4 separate regions of the Homo sapiens genome follow, and all the other regions are linked to region 1. A link is a contact called in ENCODE Hi-C or POLR2A ChIA-PET data. All regions are on one chromosome and are shown on one strand. Each heading gives the region's core, a stretch centred on a gene start or an enhancer-like site at or near the end of the contact. The rest is flanking DNA. Distances are from core to core; before and after follow the strand shown. Region 1 overlaps ARHGAP35 (Rho GTPase activating protein 35). Region 2 overlaps SAE1 (SUMO1 activating enzyme subunit 1). Region 3 holds the start of SAE1 (SUMO1 activating enzyme subunit 1). Region 4 overlaps ZC3H4 (zinc finger CCCH-type containing 4).

Evidence for each region. A loop is a pair of places that touch in the nucleus more often than their neighbours do. ChIA-PET counts read pairs that join two places held with the same protein, here RNA polymerase II (POLR2A). Pooled maps may share reads with other maps.
Region 2: a map with no recorded cell type shows a loop between it and region 1 (8-fold over the local background). The contact joins two enhancer-like sites. A Hi-C loop is called at or near these places in 2 of 37 single-sample maps with no recorded cell type and 8 of 50 pooled maps. POLR2A ChIA-PET finds 5 or more read pairs at or near these places in 4 of 52 experiments (Panc1, activated T-cell and activated naive CD4-positive, alpha-beta T cell).
Region 3: a loop to region 1 is called in a pooled map, with 3 times the contacts of the local background. The contact joins the promoter of SAE1 here to the enhancer-like site in region 1. A Hi-C loop is called at or near these places in 2 of 50 pooled maps. POLR2A ChIA-PET finds 5 or more read pairs at or near these places in 7 of 52 experiments (H1, HEK293T, HepG2 and 4 more).
Region 4: a pooled map shows a loop between it and region 1 (5-fold over the local background). The contact joins two enhancer-like sites. A Hi-C loop is called at or near these places in 4 of 50 pooled maps. POLR2A ChIA-PET finds 5 or more read pairs at or near these places in 2 of 52 experiments (HEK293 and activated CD4-positive, alpha-beta memory T cell).

The regions. Positions count from the first base shown.
Region 1 is chr19:46,953,447-46,956,587 of GRCh38, reverse strand. The region is part of intron 3 of ARHGAP35 (Rho GTPase activating protein 35); the gene reads right to left. Among named protein-coding and RNA genes, the nearest start is that of NPAS1, 65 kb to the left of the region's middle. Within about 2 kb of position 1,412, at least 9 of the 41 ENCODE cell types and tissues checked have a DNase peak (open chromatin) inside an H3K27ac peak, as active enhancers do; they include PC-9, where a contact is called at or near this core.
Region 2 is chr19:47,185,206-47,188,346 of GRCh38, reverse strand. All of the region lies in intron 6 of SAE1 (SUMO1 activating enzyme subunit 1), which reads right to left. Among named protein-coding and RNA genes, the nearest start is that of MIR3190, 40 kb to the left of the region's middle. RefSeq lists an enhancer at 1,325-1,594. Within about 2 kb of position 1,571, at least 9 of the 41 ENCODE cell types and tissues checked have a DNase peak (open chromatin) inside an H3K27ac peak, as active enhancers do.
Region 3 is chr19:47,129,362-47,132,502 of GRCh38, reverse strand. SAE1 (SUMO1 activating enzyme subunit 1) reads right to left here and starts at 1,668. Exons shown (of 9, transcript NM_005500.3): 1 at 1,475-1,668. The coding sequence starts at 1,572. RefSeq lists enhancers at 1,348-1,587, 1,280-1,894.
Region 4 is chr19:47,093,597-47,096,737 of GRCh38, reverse strand. ZC3H4 (zinc finger CCCH-type containing 4) reads left to right here. Exons shown (of 15, transcript NM_015168.2): 3 at 2,130-2,349; 4 at 2,658-2,768. Among named protein-coding and RNA genes, the nearest start is that of ZC3H4, 19 kb to the left of the region's middle. RefSeq lists enhancers at 1,425-1,474, 1,745-1,934, 2,357-2,466, 2,897-3,141. Within about 2 kb of position 1,582, at least 32 of the 41 ENCODE cell types and tissues checked have a DNase peak (open chromatin) inside an H3K27ac peak, as active enhancers do.

The DNA of each region.
Region 1 (3,141 bases), core at 163-2,662:
TGCGGTTGGGTGTGGTTGCTCACGCCTGTAATCCCAGCACTTTGGGAGGCCGAGGCAGGAGAATTGCTTGAACATGGGAGGCGGAGGTTGCAATGAGCTGAGACCGTGCCATTGCACTCCAGCCTGGGTGACAGAGTGAGACTCCCTCTCCAAAAAAAAAAAAAAAAAGATATCTTGGGGATGGGACCCAAACCTAAACACAAAATTTATTATGTTTCACATATACCTTATACACACAGCATAGAAGGTAATTTCATAAATTTTTTTTTTGAGACAGGGTCTTGCTCTATCACCCAGGTTGCAGTGCAATGGTGCAATCTCAGCTTACTGTGGCCTCTGCCTCCCAGGCTCAAGTGATTCTCTCACCTTAGCCTCCCAAGTAGCTGGGACTACAGGTGCACGCCACCACACGTGGCTAATTTTTGTATTTTTAGTAGAGATGGCGTTTCTCCATCTTGCCCATGCTGGTCTCAAACTCCTGGGCTCAAGTGATCTGCCCGCACTGGTCTCTCTAAGTGTTGAGATTACAGGCATGAGCCACTGTGCCCTGGCCTCGTGCATGAAACAAAGTTTTGACTGTGACCACATGGGGTCAGGTGGGGAATCATGTTGGTGCTGAAAAATGTTCAGATTTGGGGCATTTTGGATTTCAGATTAGGGATGCGTGACCTGCATTTACCCTGTCTTGTTATATGATGGTCATACATGGGTGTAGTATGCAGGCTCATTTTTACTTAAAAAATACTTTCAAGAGGAAAAATTTGACAATCATACAGCAATTACCATTTTTTAAAAAGGAAATCATTTTTTTCTTAAATGGTTTAAAGGGTTGCTCTGTAATCTAGCTTGTGTTATTTAAATGCTGAGTAAGTCCTTCCCTTCAAAGATCACTCTGATGATAAAGCATAAAGCTTCCTGCCACAAATACAGGAAGTATGAAATACTGCACTCCAGCCCGGGTGATGGAAAGAAACCCTGTCACAAAACAAAACAAAAAACATCGTATGAAATTACCTTCATGCTATGTGAATAAGGTATATATGAAACATAAATGAATTTTGTGAGGCTAAAATTAGGAAGGTACTGTTGGTCTGACATAGCTGCTGCCAAGAAGGCTGCTGAAAGGCTGGCTGTGTGGGGGCAATGGCGACTCCTCTCAGGCTCTGTCTGTCACGGAGAGGGTGACATGAAATAATGCTTATCAATGTTAGCTATCCTCATCATTATTGTTATTCAAACAGCTACTACCACATCCTTGCCATCTGATTATGTTCATCTCTGCCCATTTAAAAGTTTTCCAAACTAGACGAACTTATCATTAATACCTATACTTAATATAATGCCCCACTATCCCTCCCCCGCTAGGAGTTGTATCACATGGACGGGGGCGGCTTAGAATCAAGGACTGTTACATTGAGTTCTGCTCAGGCTGGGTCTTTTGCCTTCTTCTTCTTCTTCACCTCGTGTTAGTGATATTGAAACGACAATAATAAATACACAACCTACTTTTTCAAGTCAGACCCTGCCAGAACTATGCCTAAGACTATCCAAGGCTCAGAAGAATTTTGAATTTACCCAGATTCAGGGTCCTTCACTGGCTTCATGGGTTACGGAGAAGTAAGTGCTCTCCACAGATAGCCCAGCCCCAGGAAGTGAAACACCTCATTATTGATTAAGCCCAAACGGCTCCTGACAGCCGTAACAGAAGAAAAGGTTTTCTGTTGTGGCTTTTAAAACAAAAAACAGATCACAGAACAGAAACACTGATTGTAGTTTCAGTTATCAGGAGCTTTGGACTATGTACTAGAAAGGTCTTGTTTCAACCAAATTGCAGCTTACATGAAAAGATAAATTGTGTGAGTTTGTTTGTTTTTTAAAAACTGTTGGGAGGCTACGAATTTAAATAGCCAAAGGATGCCAGCCAAGAGTGAAAGAACGCAAACTGGGGTGAAATCACAAGGCCTTGCACCATCTTTGTTTGAAAAAGTGGGATTCAGTTGTCTGATACCCAGTCAGCTTACATTTCAAACAGTAAACCACCTGGGAGCCGGGCACTACACAAAGGCGTGAGCTCATCTCTTCAGACCACGGCTCTCAAGTGGCATTTGTCCACGTCTTCGTCCACCTGTCTCAGCCCTTCTGACTTTCAGTTGCCTCAATTCCCATTTCTGCTGACCCAATTGCTGTGTTCTGGTCATGTGGACACAAAGATCCCTGATGGAGGACTCTGGAGAGCCAGGTCCCATGGGGACACATGAATCAGGAAAGAAGGGGCCCCTGCCTTAAGGCTCTCAGGTGTTCTGATGCCTGAGTTGGTCACCTTGCCATCTGTCTTAGCTGCTTGGGTTGCCATAACAAAATACCACAGACTGGGTGGCTTCAACAATAGCTCTCTTTTTCTCATGGTTCTGAGGGCTGGGAAGTCCAAGATCGAGGGGCCAGCCTATTTGGTTTCTGGCAGGGCCCTCCTGCTGGCTTACATACAGACAGCTGCCTTCTCGTGTCCTCACATGGCAGAGGGAGGAGAGCAAGCTCCCTCCTGTCTCTTCTTCTAAGGAGTGACAGACAGAAACAGTATCCCTAACACAAGGGGACAGCTACTATAATCGAGGCATGTCTAGAGTGTGAAGGCTTCGGAAAGGATGGGAATGTGTTAGATGGGAGAGGAAACAACATATTAGGCAGCAGGAACAGTGTTTAACAACGACGCAGAGGCACGACACCGTGTGAAGGTGCTAAGGAGTCCAGTGTGAAGGAAGATGGGCTTGGAAAGACAGGGTTGGACGGGAAGTGACCCGTCTGCTTACTGTGCTGAATTCTTCCAGCTGGGCTCCAACCTGGGCTGCCCCCACACTGGAGTGTGCTACTCTACCCTTTCAAGTATGAAGGAGGGGTTTGGTTGAACCCATGCCGGCAATATGGGGGACTGGGTATACATCCAGAGAAAGGAATAGCAGAATGGAGAAAGATTTGCAGAAAGGCAGCTAGAACAAGAACACACAAGTCCTCAAGGGCGAGGACTGTTCTCTACAGAGCAGCCAGTTATTTTATTAAGCAAAGGCCAAGTCCTGTCCCTCCACTCCAAACCCCTCAATGGCTTCTTACCTCACTCAGAGTAAAAACCAAGCTCTTTCCCAGGAA
Region 2 (3,141 bases), core at 322-2,821, 230 kb before region 1:
ACATGGCCTCAGTCTGTCACCCAGGCTGGAATGAGCAGCACAATCTCAGCTCATTGCTGCCTGGACCTCCTGAACTCAAGTGATCCTCCTGCCTCAGCCTCCCAAATAGCTGGGACTACAGGCATGCACCACCATGCCTGGTGGTTCATTTTTTATTTTTTGTAGAGACGAGGTCTCACCATGTTGCCCAGGCTGGTCTCAAACTCCTGAGCTCAAGTTGTCCACCTGCCTTGTCCTCTGAAAGTGCTGGGATTACAGGCGTGAGCCACCATGCCCTGCCCAGTTTGTGGTTTTATATTCACCTGTGGAAATGAACTAGCACAAGGACTGGCTTGTCTCCTCCATTAGATTTTTATGCTCTGTGGGGCAAAGGCGATGTCACTACTCTATACTGAACACCTGGCACAGGGCTTGCCCCATAGCAGGCACTCAAAAAATATGTCACACAGGAAGCCTGTTTGAAGAATAAAGGATAACTAGGGGAGAAGGGCTCATGACAAAGTGACACAGGCCGGGCAATCCAGAGGCCGGGTGCAGTGGCTCACGCCTGTAATCCCAGCACTTTGAGAGGCCAAGGCAAGCAGATCAACTGAGGTCAGGAGTTTGAGACCAGCCTGGCCAACATGGTGAAACCCCGTCTCTGCTAAAAACACAAAAATGAGCCGGGTGTTGTGGCAGGCACCTGTAGTCCCAGCTACTTGGGAGGCTGAGGTACGAGAATTGCTTGAACCCAGGAGGCAGAGGCTGTGGTGAGCTGACATTGCACCACTGCACTCCAGCTGGGTGACAAAGCGAGACCCTGGCTCAGAAAAAAAATAAAGTGACACAAGCTCCTGGAAATCCAAAGCAGACCTGGTCTGTTACTGACTGAATTGAAAAGTGTTCAAGCTATCTGGGATGGTTCTGTTTCTTATCAAGTGTTACAAACATGCTACACATGGAATACTCAGCAAGAAAAAAAGAAAAAAGCAGCAGCAGATACACAGGGCACCATGTCTGTCCTCAACAGGGAAACCCAATAGGAGTCCCACTTTCACCGTTGCATCTGAGGGCTAGGGTGCAGAACAGTCCATAGGTGTGAAGCTCAGAGGAGTGACATAGCTGGGCTGGGGGAGGAGGTAGGGACACTTCACGGAAGCCACTCTGATTCTGGCTCTCCTGGCCTCTAACCATTCACGGCATCTTGCCATCTGCTCAGTTCACCTCCACATTACTTTCCTTTGTTTACCTCATTCTGTTTTCCTCTTTAACCCAGAAACTTAAAAGTATGTGTGTGCATGTATTCAGTCATCCACTCTTCAAAAATCACTTCCTGAGCACCCCCCCTCCACCCCTACCCTATGCTAGCTGTGGTGGGGACCCAGAAGCGACCCAGACAGCCCCAGGCCTTGCCCTCACACGCGGAGCTCACAGTCTCTAGAGGGCAGGCTCGTAAGCCTCTGTCTGTCGCCACAGCCACACAGTACTTTCATGTCTTTCTCTAGAAAACTTCACCTCTGGAGTGGCCGCCCATGAAGACTACTCTGAAATGCCCCTTTTTGTGCTCCAAAAGTCCTGCCCACGCTTTCGTCTTTGCAATGAAACCCAGTCTATGACCTCACCAGGCATCAGCTCAGAAGAGGGAAAGAAGCTGTGCCTCGCTATTTGCATCTCACTCTCTACTGAAGAGGTTCCGAGGCGCCGGATGAAAGTTGTTGATGGGGAAAAGGAGCATGCACTTTCTCAGAAACGAGCTCAAAAACAAGATGCCATTTTTTGCTTACCAAATTAAAGACCAGGATGACTCAACCCAAGCAAGAAGGCTGAGGGACCTGCACCCTCACCCACAGCAGAGGGGAGCACGAATGCTCAATGAACCATGTAAAAATGTGGTATTAAGGATCCCTATAAAAGGTCCTGACCCTTACCCGCTGAATGAATTACCTATAAATGTTCACTGCAGTGTTGTTTACACAGGATGTCAGGGAGCAGAAGTGTTTGAATTTTGGGTATTTTCAGATTTTGAAATATTTGCATTGTACTTACCAATAGAGCACCCCAAATCTAAGAATCCCAAATCCAAAATGCTCCAATGAGCTTTTATTATTTTTTTTTTATTTTTATTTTTGAGACAGAGTCTCTCTCTGTTGCCCAGGCTGGAATGCAGTGGCGGGATCTCGGCTCACCGCAAGCTGTGCCTCCTGGGTTCAAGTGATTCTCCTGCTTCAGCCTCCCTAGTAGCTGGGACTACAGGCACCCACCACTACACCTGGTCAATTTTTGTATTTTTAGTAGAGACGGGGTTTCACCATGTTAGCCAGGCTGGTCTTGAACTCCTGACCTCAGGTGATCCACCCACCTAGGCCTCCCAAAGTGCTGGGATTACAGGCATGAGCCACCACGCCCGGGGCCAATAAGCATTTTTTTGAGTGTTATGTCGGCACTCAAAACATTTCAGATTTTGGGGGCTTGGTGCGGTGGCTCATGCCTGTAATCCCAGCACTTTGGGAGGCTGAGATGGGTGGATCACTTGAGGTCAGTAGTTCAAGATCAGGCTGGCCAACATAGTGAAACCCTGTCTCTACTAAAAATACAAAAATTAGCCGGGTGTGGTGGCACACGTCTGTAATCCCAGGTACTCAGGAGACTAAGGCAGGAGAATCACTTGAACCCAGGAGGCGGAGGTTGCAGTGAGCAGAGATGGGGCTACTGTACTCTAGCCTGGGAGACACAGTGAGACTCTGTCTCAAAAAAACAAAAATAGGCTGGGCGCAGTAGCTCAGCCTGTAATCCCAGCACTTTGGTAGACAGAGGTGGGAGGATTACTTGAGGTCAGGAGTTCAGGATCAGCCTGGCCAACACGGTGAAACCTCGTGTCCACTAAAAATACAAAAAATTAGCCAGGCATGGTGGCGGGCACCTGTAATCCCAGCTACTTGGGAAGCTGAGGCAGGAAAATCACTTGAACCTGGGAGGTGGAGGTCGCAGTGAGCCGACACACCACCGCACTCCAACCTGGGTGACAGAGCAAGACTCTGTCTCAAAAATAAGTAAACAAATAAAAATGAAAAATAAAAAAAAATTCAGATTTTGGGTTCTTGGATTTAGACACTCAGTCTGTACCACATATAAAGACATATTGACAGAATGGAATATTACATG
Region 3 (3,141 bases), core at 419-2,918, 180 kb before region 1:
GAGGATCGCTTGAGCTTGGGAGTTCAAGACCAGTCTGGGCAACATGGCAAAACCCCATCCTACAAAAAAAAAAAAAAACAAAAATTAGTCGGATGATGTGGTGGGGCACGCCTGTAGTCCCAGCTACTTGGGAGGCTGAAGAGGGAATATCCCTTGAGCCTTGGAGGTTGAGGCTACAGTGAGCTGTGATCCCACCACTGCACTCCACTGGGCCACAGAGAAAGAAAAAAAAAAAAAACAAGCTGGGCACAGTGGCTCACGTCTGTAATCCAACCACTTTGGGAGGCTGTGGCGGGCAGATCACTTGAGGTCCGGAGTTTGAGACCAGCCTGGCCAACATGGTGAAAACCCATGTCTACTAAAAATACAAAAATTAGCCAGGCATGGTGGCGCGAGCCTGTAATCCCAGCTACTCAGAAGACTGAGGTGAGAGGAAGTCTTGAACCCGGGAGGCCAGAGGCTGCAGTGAACCGAGGTCACCCAACTGCACAAAACAAAAGACGTCCTGGCGCGGTGGCTCACTCCTGTAATCCCAGCACTTCAGGAGGCCGAGGCGGGTGGATCACTTGAGGTAAGGAGATCGAGACCAGTCTCGTCAATATGGCGAAACCCCGTGTCTACTAAAAATACAAAAATTAGCCGGGCGTGCTGGCGGGCCCCTATAATCCCAGCTACTCGGGAGGCTGAGTTAGGAGAATCGCTTGAATCCGGGAGGCAGAGGTTGCAGTGAGCCGAGATCGCGCCACTGCCCTCCAGCCTGGGCGACAGAGAGAGACTATCTCAAAAAAAAAAAAAAAAAAAAAAAGAATTCCCTAAGCTACTCCACAATGCCCAAACTACGTCTCCTGTCCTATCAAGACACAGCCCCATACCAAACACAAGCAACCTTTTCGGGAGCCTACGGCCGTCCCCCTCCAGCCTCTCCGAGCCTCTCAAGATTCCCATTTGAGATAACTTGCTCCAAAACTCCTCAAAACCCGCATTCTCTCAGACTGGCCCGCCCGTGAGCTCCCACAAGAGTGTAAGCTCCCGTCTGTCCGGTTGGCCAGTCCAGTCTCCCCTGTGTGCAGCACGGAACCAGGTCCCATACCCTCGAATGAATGAACTGCGTCCCTCACCTCACCCTTTCCACGTATCCCCAGCCCCTCTTATCCCCTAACCGCGATCAAACCCCACAATCACCGCTTTCGGGCCTCGGATTTCCTGAGTTTGAATTCTCCCGCTCTCTCAGGACTCCCCAACGCCCCCTTCAGAGCTCCCATCCTTCGGAACGGCCCTCCCAACCACTTCCCAGACCTTCCAGAAACATCCCCAATCAACTCCTCCAGTCCCCCCAAGAGAGAGACGATCCCAGAGCACAGAATTCCCGCCTCCTCCCTTCAAATCACACCTTCCCGCTCCTTCCGGGCCGCAAACGCCTCAGAATAGACGCCCCCTCCAGACCCTAGCGGCCTCAAGCCGCGCCGGCCCTGACCGTTTCTGGGCCTCCAGTCCCCACAGGCGGATCTGCCGGTCATACTGTGCCGCCTCCTCCTCGCTAATGCCGCCGCCAGCCTCCTCCTTCTCCACCATGGCGCCGGCTCTTCCTGCCTCAGCTCCGGTCCCGCTCAAGCCAACCGCCCGCCGGACCCGCGCGCCACCTACCGCCGCCGGCAGCACGCCCGGAGTGCTTCTGCGCATGCGCAGACCCTCCCACGCCTGCGCAGTACCTCGTCCGCGGAGCCTGGGACCAAAAGTACCTCACGAGACTCAAAGGCGATCCGGCGACTGCATGTCACGTGACGGAGGGTCCAACCAATCCTAGCCCCAAAAATGGCGCGGCTTAAGGCCCCGAGGGCGTTGCCCACGTGGTCACTTATGTGGCACTTAAATTCTGCAAATATTTAAGGAGTGCATACTGAGATCCCAGCAATAGGGATGTTGTAAAATAACGGTATTGAGTGAAATCGACAAAGCCCTGTCCTCATGGAGTTTACGATCCAGTGAGAAAAGCCCGAAGAGAAATAAATATAAACCCAGCGATGATAAATGCTTTGGAGAAAAATAAAGCAGGACATGGGGCTACAGAGTAACAGGGGTGGTCAGGGAAGGCTTATCAGAGGTGACATTGAACTGTCAATTTTTTTTTTTTTTTTTCATAGAGATGGGGTCCCTCTGTTGCCTAGGCTGGTCTCCAACTCCTGGCCTCAAGCCATCCTCCCGCCTCTGCCTCCCAAAGTGCTGGGATTACAACCATGAGCCACTGTGCCCAGCCTTTCATGTCCCTACTATGTGTTGCACTTTGTGCCCAGCCCTGGACATACAATAATAATAAAAATGAACACATCTCTGCCTTAGAGGCAGTCACGGCCCAGTGGGAGAGAGGAGCGTTAAGAAAACAGGAATAGGCCAGGCACGGTGACTCGCACCTGTAATCTCAGCACTTCGGAAGGCCAAGGCAGGCAGATTACTTTAAATCAGGAGTTGGAGACCAGCCTGGCTAATGTGGTGAAATCCCGTCTTTAGTAAAAATAAAAAAATTAGCAGGGCATGGTGGCTCACACTTGTAGTCCCAGCTACTTGGAAGGCTGAGGTAGGATAATTGCTTGAATCCGGGAGGCGGAGGTTGTAGTAAGCCAAGATCATGCCTCTGCACTCCAACCTGGGTAACAGAGCAAGACTCTGTAAAAAAAAAAAAAAAAGAAAGAAAGAAAGAAAGGAAGGAAGGAGGGAGGGAAAGAGAGAGGGAAAGGAAGGAAGGAAGGGAAAAAAAAAAAAAACCAGGGATGGCCCCAGGTGGTCAATATAGGGAAACGCTATCTCTATTAAAAATACAAAAATTAGCTTGGTGTGGTGGTACTGAGTCTATAGTCCCAGCTACGTGGGAGGCTGAGGTGGAAGGATTTCTGATGTTAGAATCATAGGCTTTTTGGCAGGGCACAGTGGCTCATGCCTGTAATCCCAGCACTTTGGGACGCCAGGGAGGGCAGATCACGAAGTCAGGAGTTCGAGACCAGCCCGGCCAAGATGGTGAAACCCCCATCTCTACTAATACTAAAAAATTAGCCGGGCGTGGTGGCACACGCCTGTAGTCTCAGCCAATTGGGAGGCTGAGGCCGGAGAATCGCTTGAACCTGGGAGGCAGAGGTTGCAGTGAGCCAA
Region 4 (3,141 bases), core at 333-2,832, 140 kb before region 1:
CTCTCAGCTTTATCCCTTCTAGACTTAAGTGTCGAGAGTAATGTTGTTCTTAGCTTTTCTTTATGGAACCCCAGCATGTATACCTCCAGTCTGTCCCGGGCCTTCTCCCGCTCAGTCTGTCCGTCTCTCCCTTTCTCTTGAGGTGTGGCCCTGGCCTGCCCCCAGTATTCCCATCAGGGTGCCACCTCCCAGTGTCTGCACAGCTCCTGGCGGCGGGCAGTTTGCCATGTCACTGAGTAACAGCTTCTCCCTTGGGACAAAACCAGTTTTCCCAGTCATGTGGCCCTTTTCGGTGTGGGTGAGGTGTCCAGTGAGGACTTTGCTCCACGCCTGGTTTCTGTGGGCCGCACCCCAGCGGGAAGGCACCTCCCTTGTCAGGACTGCAGCCTGCACCCCCGCCCCATTCCAAGTTTGCTAGTCGGGGAAGCAACACAAGGTGCACATGGGTCAGGTCACCTGTGTTGTTGACTTTGAAGCAGCAGAAAGAGTTTTGTGTCCTGCATTCTGTTTTGAGAGTTGCCCTTGACCTCTGCCCAGGGGTATCTGTGGGGCTGGGCCACTTGGGTTTGAAATAGAACCCATCCCCTTTGAACTGGGAGTGAGAGTTCATAGAAAAAGCTGCTCTTGAGGCGCTCCTTGATGTTTGGGTAGCAGCCCCAAGGCAGACAAAGGGAGGGACATAAGCGAAAGGACAGTGGAGGGTCCTGGGAGGAGGAGTCTGCCACATGCCCTGGAACCTTCAGGCAAGCACGCCTAATACATTGGCTCCCGCTTGGGCAGCTGCGGGCCTTTCCGCAGAGATAGCTCCATTTGTGGCTAACCTTTTGGGGCCTGGGCTCGTGATGTTTCCTCCTTACATCACTTCTCTTTGTGTCCTAGTTAATTGAGACGGAAGGAGTTGGATGCTCTCACGCAAGCCTTTTTGTGGTCATTCATGGGGAACTTTGGGAGCTTTTTAAAATTATTCAAAAAGATTGTTTTTTTCCTTTACCAACTCCTGTACTTGTGAACACTGTGTCTGTGGGTTTGGCTCAAAAACTGGATTCTTTTTCCAGCCTCCCCCTCCTGAACCCAATTTCTTCCTCACTCCTACCCCACCCCATAGATATTTACATATGCAGAATGTCCACTGGGCAGTGTCTGTCATGTTTGGAGAGCACTTTTAAAGTCCTGGAGATTGGGGTGACACGGGGGAATTGGAAGAGTGTAGGATGGGGAGCCAGAAGGGGTTCCACTATCTGGAGGTGAGTCAGAGGAGGGAGAGAAAGCAGGGCCGGTATCATGTGAGGCCCTCAGGAGGGGCCTGGGATCCGTCCCCCCTCCTCCAGCTGCTCAGTGTTTGCTTGCCTCCGGCCTAGAGGTGTGGGACTGACGAGGGTGGGTCAGACCTTGTGACCTGGGACTCTGAGCCTGTTTCCAGCGGTTCTCATGGGGCTTTTGTAATAAAGTACTTGGAGGGTTCTCAGGCCACAGCCCAGGCCTGCCTGTGGGTGGGTCCCAGGTAGCTTGGGGCCACCCCTGGTTCAGAACCAAGGCCCTCTCCACGGTGCACAGCCACCGCCCTCAGCCTCAGGTGGCACTGACGCCCAGCTCACTGGGGCCCGGGGCCCAGCAGGCAATCCTGGGCCTGGGAGGGAGGGGATGTGGGTCTGTGCTCCCTGGGAGAGAGACTTCTGTGGTCAAGCAAGGTTTAGAAGTGCCCCAAGTGCTTCACAGCAGAGCTGTGTGGGTTTCTGGACTATGGGGCTTCCTGGAAGTTGTGCAGCGTTAAGCATTATGAATCCCCAAGATGGGGCTCTTCCTGCTTATGTGACCACAGCACCTTGTCGGTTTCTTCTTCTAAGAACACTAGTTCTGTTGGGAAATCTGGCGTAGATGTGTCCCGGTGTTAGTGGTAATGCCCTTAAACTCCTACCCCTCCCCCAGCCAGGTTAGACTGGAGCAAGCACAGTTCTTTCAGGGGGAGGATAAGGGATGGAACAAGAGGCCATGGCCCCCATGTCCTCCCAGGGTCTCACTTCGCTCACAGCAGTCAGGCCTTCGGTTCCTGTCAGCCTTGGCCAGCCCAGAGCCCTAGGAGGTCTCCTCTCAAACCCTGTGTTCATGGTGGGATTGGGGTTTGTTTGTAGGGAAGATGGAGAGTTGGAAGAAGGTGAATTGGAAGATGATGGGGCAGAGGAGACCCAGGATACCTCCGGAGGGCCTGAGAGAAGCCGGAAAGAAAAGGGGGAGAAGCATCACAGTGATTCGGATGAGGAGAAGTCCCACAGGAGACTGAAGCGGAAACGGAAGAAAGAGCGGGAGAAAGAGAAAAGGAGGTCGAAGAAGAGGAGGAAATCCAAGCACAAAGTAGGTCGGAGATCCCCTGGGACTGCCACTGCCTGGCATTGGGCCTGGCTGAGAGCCCCAGGGGCTGAGCTTTTGCTGTCCACCCCAGAGGGCACTCTTAATGCCTTTGCTTATCTCAAATTGGATAAAGACCTTTTTTAAAAGAGTTGGTAGCTTATGCTTCATTGCCACTAAGTGCCCCAGGTGAGGTGTTTCAGGTGAAGCGCAGAGCCCTGCGGCACATGCCAGCATAGTTTGTCCTGAGGCTGACTGTGCCCGAGTGGCCTGCCTGTGGCAGGTTGCTGAGTCTCCTTCCCCTGTCATTACAGCGCCATGCTTCTTCTAGCGATGACTTCTCTGACTTCTCAGATGACTCGGATTTCAGCCCCAGTGAGAAAGGTCACCGCAAGTACAGAGAGTACAGCCCCCCATATGCGCCGGTGAGTGACTGGCATGCACTGCTGAGCTCTGGGGCCGGGAGGAGTTCAACTGCTTGTGTTTCTTGAGCACTTGCTGTGTTCTGGGCATTTTTTGTGAGTTTCAGTCCTGGGCCATCAGGTATTAATTTAATCCCCATTTTATGAGTGAGGAAACTGAAACTTAGACAATTTCAACAAGGCAGCCCAGACAACCAAGTGAGACCCCACAAAAAATAAAAAAATTAACCAGGCATGCCTGTAGTTCCAGCTACTCAGGAGGCAGAGGTGAGAAGATCCCTTGAGCCCAGAAGTTTAAGGTTGCAGTGAGCTATGATCAGCCACTGTACTCTAGCCTGGGTGACAGACAGAGCAAGATCCTGTCTCAAAAGGAAAA